Regions from separate parts of the Homo sapiens genome. Here region 2 is linked to region 1. A link is an interaction called in ENCODE POLR2A ChIA-PET data of the cell type or tissue named here. Cell type or tissue: K562. All regions are shown on one strand. Links, peaks and the distances in the headings refer to the core of each region. The heading gives the core; the rest is flanking DNA. Region 1 overlaps RNF8 (ring finger protein 8). Region 2 overlaps TBC1D22B (TBC1 domain family member 22B).

What was found. Peaks named below come from ENCODE experiments on the same cell type or tissue, not always from the same donor. Only the 100,000 strongest peaks of a DNase experiment are listed, where the experiment ranks them.
Region 2: POLR2A ChIA-PET joins it to region 1 with 6 read pairs; 4 of 35 experiments call an interaction of 5 or more read pairs at or near these places.

The regions. Positions count from the first base shown.
Region 1 is chr6:37,374,568-37,379,949 of GRCh38, forward strand. RNF8 (ring finger protein 8) reads left to right here. Exons shown (of 8, transcript NM_003958.4): 5 at 53-142; 6 at 2,359-2,466. Among named protein-coding and RNA genes, the nearest start is that of RNF8, 23 kb to the left of the region's middle. In K562, for the core only: no CTCF peak of the experiment used is centred there; no DNase peak of the experiment used is centred there.
Region 2 is chr6:37,299,131-37,304,512 of GRCh38, forward strand. The region is part of intron 8 of TBC1D22B (TBC1 domain family member 22B); the gene reads left to right. Among named protein-coding and RNA genes, the nearest start is that of TMEM217B, 44 kb to the left of the region's middle. RefSeq lists a silencer at 5,051-5,100. In K562, for the core only: a CTCF peak has its summit at 4,964 (motif pointing right); DNase peaks (open chromatin) are centred at 3,161 and 5,001.

The sequences.
Region 1 (5,382 bases), core at 269-5,268:
GGAAGGATGCATTGTAGTTCATCCTGAGTATGTATCTGCTATGTTTTTGCAGCATTGGGCTCTAATGGAAGAGCTAAATCGCAGCAAGAAGGACTTTGAAGCAATCATTCAAGCCAAGAACAAAGAATTAGAGCAGACCAAGGTACTGGAAAGAAGATGGAAGTTTAGAATTTGGTTAGTGCATGCAACTCAGCATTTTCAACAGTGCAAGGGTTGCTAGGGAAAATAAAGAGAGAAATTATGGCTGCTCCTTGCCTCTGGGGAGATAATCTATAAAATTATAGAGGCCTATAGCAGGTTCTGCCTGTCAGACAACATCTATTTCCTTCCCTTGTTCAGAAGCAAAATGCTGGGAATAAGGCACTTGCATCCTGTATTCTAGTCCTTTGTCTATGGTGGGTACTCCTTCAGAGTGTGTCACTGATACAGACTGAGGAATATTGTAGTCAAGAAATAGTTCCTCCTGAACTATGTAATTTGAATTACATAAAGTAAAGTGAATTACTTAATGCAGTTTCTTCCCATGTCAAATCAGGAGAACTCTTGAATTAGGGGTTATAAACTTAAATGCCCACCAGGGCCAGACTGGTAATCAAAGTGAGTGAAGTGGCCTGAATGTAAGAACACAGTAGGGAGCTGTGCGGGCTATGGCTTATTGGATGGGGTACTTGCCCACACCCCCATCCCAGGAGGCAACTCTTCTCTGCTCAGCCAATTGTTGCCATCCAGAAGTGCAGGCCCAGTGTTGTCAGATCTTCTGATTTTTCCACAGCAGATGAAAGTCCAAATGTTTAAGTGAAATATCCCAAATTTTAAATATTGGCAACAACTTCAGCTTTTTGTGTGTGTTTTAATATGAAGGCCAAACTAAACAAGTCTGCAGGGTGGATCCAGTCCACAGGCCACCAATTTGCAACCTCTGACTTGAAATTAATACCTGAGTCTGACTGCATCTGTCATCCCACCCCCTCCATGTACCAACCTAGAACTGAAGGAGGGACTTGTTTTAGCTGGTTTGATTTCCTGTTTAAATCACATAATACCTTCCTCTCCAACCTCCAAGAAACTGCCACATCTTTTTAAACCCAGTGATTCATAAGTTCTCAGGGAATTTGACTATGGTTAGAAATGGGTCCAGACCTTCTTCACTGCCCTAAGCAGTCTGCCAGTCTTTGCTTTGAGTGGAAAAGAAAATAAAACAATTAAAAATGAGCCAGCCACTCAAATATACCTCAAATGGCCTATCCTCTCCCCCTCAGGGGCTCTTAATGCTTTTTGTTTTGGGGGTGAAGTGCTAAAATAAATGTCTGCTTCAAGAGAGCATACGTAGGAGCCTCCTTAAAAAGTGTGTCCACACGCAGTCTGACCTCTTGGGGAAAGCCGGGGAGATGGTACTGCAGGCCTCTGCAGGAGTGGGAAGTGGCAGGTATCATAGAGCATGGAGCCTGAAGGTAATTCAAGAGGCCTGTCTCCAGCCTTCTGCCTCCAGAGGTGTACCTTACTTTACAGAAAAGGCAGCTGCAAAGAACACAGCAACTTTATAACTAATTCAAGTTTCCTGCCTCTGGACTATTCATGCCTCTTTTCTTGTCCAGTGAGTTTTTAATTGTTTGGGATAATCTTATGTAATGTCTGAACTACAGCTTGCTATAAACTACTTAATGTCCCATCTGGTCTTGGGTGGTTGGTGTGGTTAGTATGTCACCTGCATTTTTCTCATTTGATTAATTTTGGGGAAGGAGACAGAATTTGCAATGCAAATACTGAAAAAGTGGTGTTTTAGTCCATTCAGGCTACTACAAAAAAGACCCATAAACTGCGTAGCTTAAAAACAACAGAAATTTATTTCTCACAGTACTGGAGGTTGGGAAATCCAAGATCAAGATGCTGGCATGTTTGGTGTCTGGTGAGGGCTGTCTTCTGATTCGTAGATGGAGTCTTGCCATGTCTGTCCCTATATGGCGGAAGGGGCAAATGAGCTCTCCTTGGGCCCCTTTAAGGCCACTAACCCCATTTATGAGCATGGAGCCCTCATGACCTAGTCACCTCCCAAAGGCCCCACCTCTTAATACCATCACGTTTGAAAATAAGTTTCAACATGGGAATTTGGGAGGAAGCACAAACATTCAGACCATAGCAAGTAGGGAGAGGAAAGAAAGGAGGTTAGTGCTCTGTATTAGAAAACAATTATTGAAAAACAATAAGCCTTAGGGAAAGTGTTCTATTCTTAATGTTGCTGCACCAGAATGAATCACTCATTAAGACTGAATCCTCTTCTAAATAATTGACCCTGCTCCCTGTCCCATTTTGCATTTTTGTTGGTTCTCTGAATGACAGGTAGGATTGTGTGTCTTGCAGGAAGAGAAGGAGAAGATGCAAGCACAGAAGGAAGAAGTTCTTAGCCACATGAATGATGTGCTAGAGAATGAGCTCCAATGTATTATTTGTTCAGAATACTTCATTGAGGTAATTATGAACAGTTGCTCACCCCTTCTTTTTTTTTTTTTTTTTTTTTTTTTTTTGAGACAGAGTCTCACTCTGTCAACCCAGGCTAGAGTGCAGTGCCACAATCTCGGCTCACTGCAACCTCCACTTCCTGGGCTCAAGCAGTTCTTGTGCCTCAGCCTCCCAAGTAGCTGGGTCCCTTACAGGCACATGCCACCATGCCTGTCTAAGCTTTTGTATTTTTAGTAGACATGGGGTTTTGCCATGTTGGCTAGGCTAGTCTCGAACTCCTGACCTCAGGTGATCTGCCCACCTCAGCCTCCCAAAGTGCTGGGATTACAGGTGTGAGTCACCACACCCAGCCGACCCCTTCTTATTCTCCCAACCCTGAATGAAGCCTGGGCTACACAGGCTGCTTCTACTATAGGGGAACATTCTGAAGAGATTTTCTTCCAGGAACTTATAACTATTTGATTTCAAAGTCACCTCTAGAGATGACCACCTCTTATTTGTTTTTATAATCTTCTTTCCCTTCACTGTCCTTTTTTGGCATTTCATCTGTTCTTAAATGTTTATTTGGTATGATTAACATTTTGAGCTGCAATGAAGCCTTTATCTCTTTGTTGTTGAGGAGAAAACAGGGCCAAATTAGATTTTGGAAGTATCAGAATAAAGCTGCTCAATAAAAGCTATTCTTTCTTTACTCTGAATGGGCACTATGCCGAGAATATGCTTATAGTGCAACCTTTTAAACGAGGGGGTAAACGTCATTAAAATGTGGTCACTTTGGGAATTTACGGCCCAAGTTGAATATATTTCAGGGACTCTGAGGCTCCTTATGGAAATGAAACCTCTACCATTTGTTAGCCTATCATATTTTTGCACTGGCTTATTTATTTATTTGACAAATTCTGCTGTTTGTGACCAGTTCACCTTAGACCACAGATGTTAAATTCAAGTTGCTAAATGACAGTGCTATTCAGACTCCTTTAAAAAGAAGGCCAGGTGCAGTGGCTCACACCTGTAATCCCAGCACTTTGGAAGGCCAAGGCAAGAGGATCACCTGAGGTTAGGAGCTCGAGACCAGACTGGCCAACATGGTGAAACACCATCTCTACTAAAACTACAAAAATTAGCCAGACATGGTGGTGTGTGCATGTAGTCCCAGCTAGTCGGAAGGCTGAGGCAGGAGAATCACTTCAATTTGGGAGGCGGAGGCTACAGTGAGTCGAGATCACGCAACTGCACTTCAGCCTGGGTGACAGAGCAAGGCATGAAAAAAAAGAAAAAGAGAAAGAAAAATGTAGGCCGGGTGCAATGGCTCATGCCTATAATCCGAGCACTTTGGGAGGCCAAGGTGGGCGGATCACCTGAGGTCAAGAGTTCAAGATCAGCCTGGTCAACGTGGCAAAACCCCATCTTTACTAAAAATACAAAAATTAGCCAAGCATGGTGGCATGCACCTGTAATCCCAGCTACTCGGGAGGCTGAGGCAGGAGAATTGCTTGAACCCAGGAGGCAGAGCTTGCAGTGAGCTGATATCGCACCACTGCACTCCAGCATGGGTGACAGAGCGAGACTCCGTCTCAAAAAAAAAAAAAAAAAAAAAAAGAAAAACATATACACACAGCTTTCTTTTCTCAGGTGATCTTTAGGGAAGTTGGGTCTGTTAGCCTCTTGAAAAATCTCTCCTGGGCAGAACTGTTTCTTTTCCTCTGGGTCCGTTTGGACTTCAGATCGTAACTTCTCCCATAATTTCTAGTCATCTGATTCTCTACTTTGGAGAAGTTCTATGTTGTTTTGACAGGGCTTATGGACTCTATAAGAGGAAGACAAGGAACGGGGGTTGAAATAAATGATGAGTTAGCCAACCTGGAGCATCTGCAGAGACATATAAGACATAAACAACTTGACCCTGTGTTTTGTTTACAGAATACTGTCTTATCTACTCTACTGGTCACCTCTTAAAATTCGTCTCAGAAATATGTTTTATTTTATTTATTTATTTATTTGTTTATTTTTGAGACAGAGTCTCACTGTGTCACCCAGGCTGGAGTGCAGTGGCGCAATCTCGGCTCACTGCAGCCTCCTCCTCTTGGGTTCATGTGATCCTGCCTCAGCCTCCGGAGTAGCTGGGACTACAGGCACCCGCCACCACACCCAGCTAATTTTTTTGTATTTTTAGTAGAGATGGGATTTCATCATGTTGGCCAGGCTGGTCTCGAACTCCTGACCTCAGGTGATCTGCCTGCCTCGGCCTCCCAAAGTGCTGGGATTACAGTGAGCCTGGCCAGATGCTTCATTTTTATCAGATAGGTTTTCAGTACTGTTTATGAGAGCTTGTCTCATGTAATAAACACAATGTTTCCTAGCTTCTGTGCTCAACTTGGCATTTGAAAAATATGTAATATCTGTGTTATTTTGCACTGTTATCCTAAGAGCAGGAATGAGCATTTTTGAGCCTCAGAAAAAGTTGTATCTTAGGAGATGTACATAAACAAGAGTAACAAAGAAAAAGGTTTGTATTCTTCTGAGTGAAAAGGGCTCAGGCAGAAATTGACCAGAGGGATTACTCAGAGGAGCCCCACAAATACAGGCTTCCTTTTGCTTTCTCTCTTCATTGGCACATTACTTAGATATTCAGGCGTTGTCAACGAACCCACTACATTTTTACTTTTTTAGTTTCTTTTTTTGCCCAGCATTTTTAGTTGCCTTCTATATTATTTTACTTTTTTAGTTTTAGAGATGATGTCTTATATAATTCTGTATACTTAATATTTAGTATGTGTTCCCTTTCATATGTCAATTAGCAAGACATAAATTTGTTTTTCTTTTTAAAAAATTTGTTTTATAAAAGCATCAGATTGGTGGAAAATAATACTTTTTATTGTTTGTTTTTGTTTGTTTGTTTGTTTTTTCCAGACAGTGTCTCACTCT
Region 2 (5,382 bases), core at 149-5,148, 76 kb before region 1:
CATGGTTTGTGTTTCAGTTTTTGTTTCCACTTTCTGGTCAGTGATATTATGTATCTTTTCTCATCTGTATTATCATTTTCTTTTGTGGTCTGCTGGTTTAATCATTTACCTATTTTTTCTAATGGATTATTGACCTGTCTTGTTTTGTAAGAGCTTTTTGTATATTAGATAAATTTATCCTTCATCTGCTATGTGTTAAAAATATTAGGTTGAATCATATAAATTGTTAATACTCAACCTTTTTTTTACCGCCCAACATGGGAATTTTATGTAGTCCAACCTAATATTTTCCCCAGACCATTATTTATCTCTTAACTTTGCTACTTGTGTCTCTTTATGTAGAACTTAGTAATTTTTATACAGTCAGATCTGTCCATTCAACAAGTATTTATTAAGCTGTTACTATGTGCCAGGAGATAGACATGGGCCTGCCCTTGTGGCAACTCCTGTCTGGTAGGGAGGCTCACAAACAAGTCACCAGATAATTGCAAACTGTGATGAAGCCTCTGAGGGAAGCAGCTTCTCCTTTAGGGTTTTTGGATTTGGTATCTTGCTTAGGAACTCTTTCCTTCCCCACCTCAAGATTACAAAAATACTGGCCGGGCATGGTGGCTCACATCTGTAATCCCAGCACTTTGGGAGGCTGAGACAGGCGGATCACATGAGATCAGGAGTTCCAGACCAATTTGGTCAACATGGCAAAACCCGTCTCTACCAAAAATACACAAATTAGCCGGGCATGGTGGCGGCTGCCTGTTATCTCAGCTACTCGGGAGGCTGAGGCAGGAGAATCGCTTGAACCTGGGAGGCAGAGGTTGCAGTGAGCCGAGATCACGCCACTGCACTCTAGCCTGGGTGACAGAGTGAGACTCTGTCAAAAAAAAAAAAAAAAAAAGATTACAAAAATACTCTCCCGTGTTTTCTTCTAATACTCTTGTGGCTTTAACATTTAACTTTTTAAATTCCATTACTAATTTATTTTCTTGTATGATGAGAACTGAGATTTATAGTTACTATTCCAGTTGCATAGCTAATTATTTCGACACCATTTATAAATAATACACCATCTTTTCACCGATGTGAAATCTCTCTTCATAATATTACGTAATTTTAATTACATGGTTCTGCTGCTTTGTTGGTTTGATTTTATTTGTCTCCATTTCTATCCAGTACCACACAGCTTAGATTTTTTGAGTTTATAAAGTTGTTAAATTATTATTATTATATATTTTATTTATTTATTTATTTTGAGATGGAATCTCACTCTGTTGCCTAGGCTGGAGTGCAATGGCACAATCTTGGCTCACTGCAACTTTCATCTCCCAGGTTCAAGCCATCCTCCCACCTCAGCCTCCCTAGTAGCTGGAACTACAGGCATCGCCACTATGCCTGGCTAATTTTTGTATTTTTGAGTAGAGACGGGGTTTTACCACGCTGGCCAGGCTGGTCTGGAACTCCTGGCCTGAAGTCCTCCACCCACCTTGGCCTCCCAAAACACCGGGATTACAGGCATGAGCCACCGTGCCTGGCTATTATTTTTTATTAGTGGCTTTTTAAAAAAAATTCCCCCCACCCAGGGCCAGTCTCTTTCATTATCCTTTAAAAAAATACTGTCTTGGTTGTTCTTCCAGATGAACTTATTTTTCAATTTTGTTTATTTTTTATCTTTTTCTCATAGTGATAAGAGCACTTAACATGAGGTCTACCCTCTTAACAAATTTTGAGGTGCACAATACAGTATCGTAAGCTGTGGGCACATGGTTGTACAGCAGATCTCTAGAACATATTCATCTTGCCTACAGTTGTCAAATTTGTACCCTCTGAACGTCAACCCTCTGTTTCCCCTTCCCCCTATCCCCTGGCAGCCACTACTCTGTCTGTTTCTATGTTTGTGACTATTTTAGATACCTCATGTAAGTGGATTCATATAGCATGTGTCCTTTTGTAAACCAACTTTTACTTTGCATAATGTCTTCCAGGTTCATCTGGTTGAACTTGAGAATCAACTTTTGTCAAATGTAGGAGTGGGGAACCTTTTATTAATACAATTTTTATTGGAGTTGCAATAAATTTATAAATTACAATTTTTGTGGGTTTTTTGGTAACAGCTTTATTGGGATGTACTTCGTGTGCCAGACAATTTACTCATTTAAAGGGTACAGTGAATAATTTTTAGTATATTTACAGAGTTGTATGTCACCACAATCAATTTTAAAACATTTTATCACCCCAGAAAGAACACTCGTACTCTTTAGCCATCACCCCTAAGCCTCCCATCCCGTGTATCCCTGGGCAACCACTAATCTTCTGTATCTAGGGATTTCCCTATCCTGGACATTTTATATAAATGGAACCACACAGTATGGAGTCTTTTGTGTCTGGCTTCTTTTACTTAGCGTAATGTCTTCAAGATTCATTCATGTTGTAGCACGTGTCAGTACTTCATTCTTTTCTATGGCCAAATATTCTATTATATGGATGTACTACATCTTATTTACCTGTCAGTTGCTGGATATAAATTAAATTCCAAAGAAATACAGACTTCTCCCCACCCTCACACCTTTCTTGAACAGAGATAGATACAACATTGTGGCCAGCAAGCATCATTTTTTTGTCTGGGCAATGATGCTTCTCTTCTCTACTTCTCTCATGTTGGCGTATCTGGATGAGGCAGCTGCTGTCAAAGGTTTTTTGCTATGGCCCTCCTGGTGTGACTCTCCCTACTGTAGGAAGCCTCAAGTATCTTTCTCATGGAACAGGCCAGCAGTTGCCCTCATTATCCTGGGTAGGTCTCTCCAGGCATCCTTACCCCACTGCCCCATCTCACTGAATCATAGCATAGGGGATCTGCCCTAGTGGAGCCGTGGGGTCCACATGCCACTGGGACATTATTTGGCTTCTCTCATATCTCTTCCCCTACCTATTCTCTACCACCTCTATCACTTTTAAAAATTAGTACCTGAGCCTGCTTCATGCTTTATGTTATGTTTGTTGTAAAGTAGTTGGAAACAGTGAGTTCCAGTGATTCCCCTGTGAGTTGATAGAGAAGTTGTCTATAGCTCTAGCCTTGCCCCCAAGCAGCTTCTTTATCTGCTGAAGCCAGCTGCTCCTGTAAAAGTGGGTCCTCTGCAGATAAGCCAGCTGTGTCTGGGTCTAGTGGTGACAGTGCTGCAGGTGGGGAGGTCACCCCTGGGGAGATAAAGTCTCTGGAATCTTATCTCTGAGACTGTGGTATAATTCTAAACTCTTTCCTCCAAGAGCTTTTAGGCTTAGGCAATATTAGTCTAGCTCTGAACTACTGAGGTCCAATATAATTGACCATGCAGCCATCATCAAAATAAACTGCTTAACAGGAACAACAGAAGTGATTCATATAAGGAAGTCATGGAGAAGAGCAGGACTTATGATGTTTCCTATTTTCAAAAGAAGAGTGGTGTCTGATGATATTTTTAGGTACAAAATGCAACACCAATTATCAAGTAACCTTTTCTCTTTTCCTTTGCATAAAACAGCACAGTAGGATTTTCACCGTAGATTTTACCTGGAAGCATGACAGCAGTGGAACTCTCGGAAAGGAAGTCCTCCGCAGACCTCTGACTTGTGTCCGGTTCCCTACATGGCATTTCCACCTGATTATGTCATAGATGATCACTTAGGATTAGCTAGGCTGCACATAACAGGGAACCCAAGTAACAGTTCCTTAAGTAAGATAGAAAAGCTTATTTCTCTCACATTAAAAGTCCAGAGGTGAGTGATCTGGGGCTTATCTGCTGCTCCAAAATATCAGAGATCCAGGTTGCTCTCTCTCATTCTGCAGTCTTCAGCATGTGGTTTCTTTCTCATGATCCAAGAGCTGTTTGTGCTCCAGCCATCACATCAATATTCCAGCCAGTATGGAGAAGGAAAGGAAGCAAGGCATACTTCTTCTGTTTAAGAACATTTCTGAAAGCTGTGCATGACTCTGGGGCTTGATTCTCTTTTGTTTGAACTTAATCTCGTGGGCACACCTAGCAGCAAGTGAGGCTGAGAAACAGTCTGTCTTAGGTGGCCAATACACTTAGGGGTCCTGTCACCAAGGAGGAAGAAGGGAACAGTTATTTTTAGGCAATCTTTGCTATTCTTAGGCTCCTCAGACTCGGTGTTTGGCTCTTCTCCTTCCCTTACCCAGGCACCCTTTTCTCTTAGTTGGCAGTATTTCCTGTCACTTAAGTCAGAAATGCTAAGAATTGTTCATGATTCTGTTTCCTTACTCTTCCATATCCAATCATTTACAAAGCTCTGGTGATTTTACGTCCTAAATGTTTCTTAATCTGCTTCTTCTTCATTCTCACTATGCACGCCCTAGGTCAGGCCTGGATTGCTGAACCAGCCAAGCATGTTTTCTCACCCCCGGTTTTATCTCCTTCAAACCCATCTTGCACACCATTCAAACAGAGACTCGCCCACAGAACTCCTCTGACAAAAATCCTTCCTTAGCATTCCATCACCTATAGGTTAAATGTCCAGGTTTTCTAACTTGGCATGTAAAGGCCCTGTGACCTGCTCCCTGCTTCGCCCCTTAAACTCAACAATCCAAAATGGACATTGTAAATGTAAAGCCTTGTCCTGCACCACCTCTTTATCTCCTGAGCTAATCTTTGTGCACCCTTTAAGACTCCCCTTCCTCCTAGAAGCCTTCCCTGGGGTCCCCCTGACCCCCGGCATCTAATAGTGCTATTTCTGTCACTCTGTAGATTTCTCCTGTGGCACTTTACCTCGCTAGTTGTTTGTGTTTCCCTCCTACTCTCTGCCACCAGACTTTCTGATTCTTTGAGGCCAAAGAGTATTTTAAACATCTTCATATCCCCAGTACCTTCATTTTGGTGTCCAAAATAGGCATTCCACACATGTCCAGATGAATGAGAGAATGAAAATTCCATAACTGCAGAATACTCAGAAATTAGTACAGCTTCACTAGGCTTGGCCACTGGAGGGCAGTGAGTTACACTTTTCTGATACTGTGCTGAATTAGCCGAAAGTTCTCTCTCCCCTAAGGGATGGAGGTGGAGCACCACCACTTAGTCAACAAGTCTTTGATGAGCACCCACATGTGCAGGGCACTGCTCTAGGCACTGGGGTTTATGACCATAAACGAAGTAGACAAAAACCCTGCCTTCTACTTCTAGGTATTTATTCAAGGAAAATGAAGGCTTATAGCCCCAAAAGACATGCACAAACATATTCACAGCAACTTTATACAGACATAAAATGAAACAACCCTAATATCAGCTAATATGAGAACAGATATCCATACCACAGAGCAGTACTCAGCAATAAATGAGAACGTACTATTAGTAGTACAGCAACATGGAAGAGTCTCAGAAACCATGAAACAGAATGAAA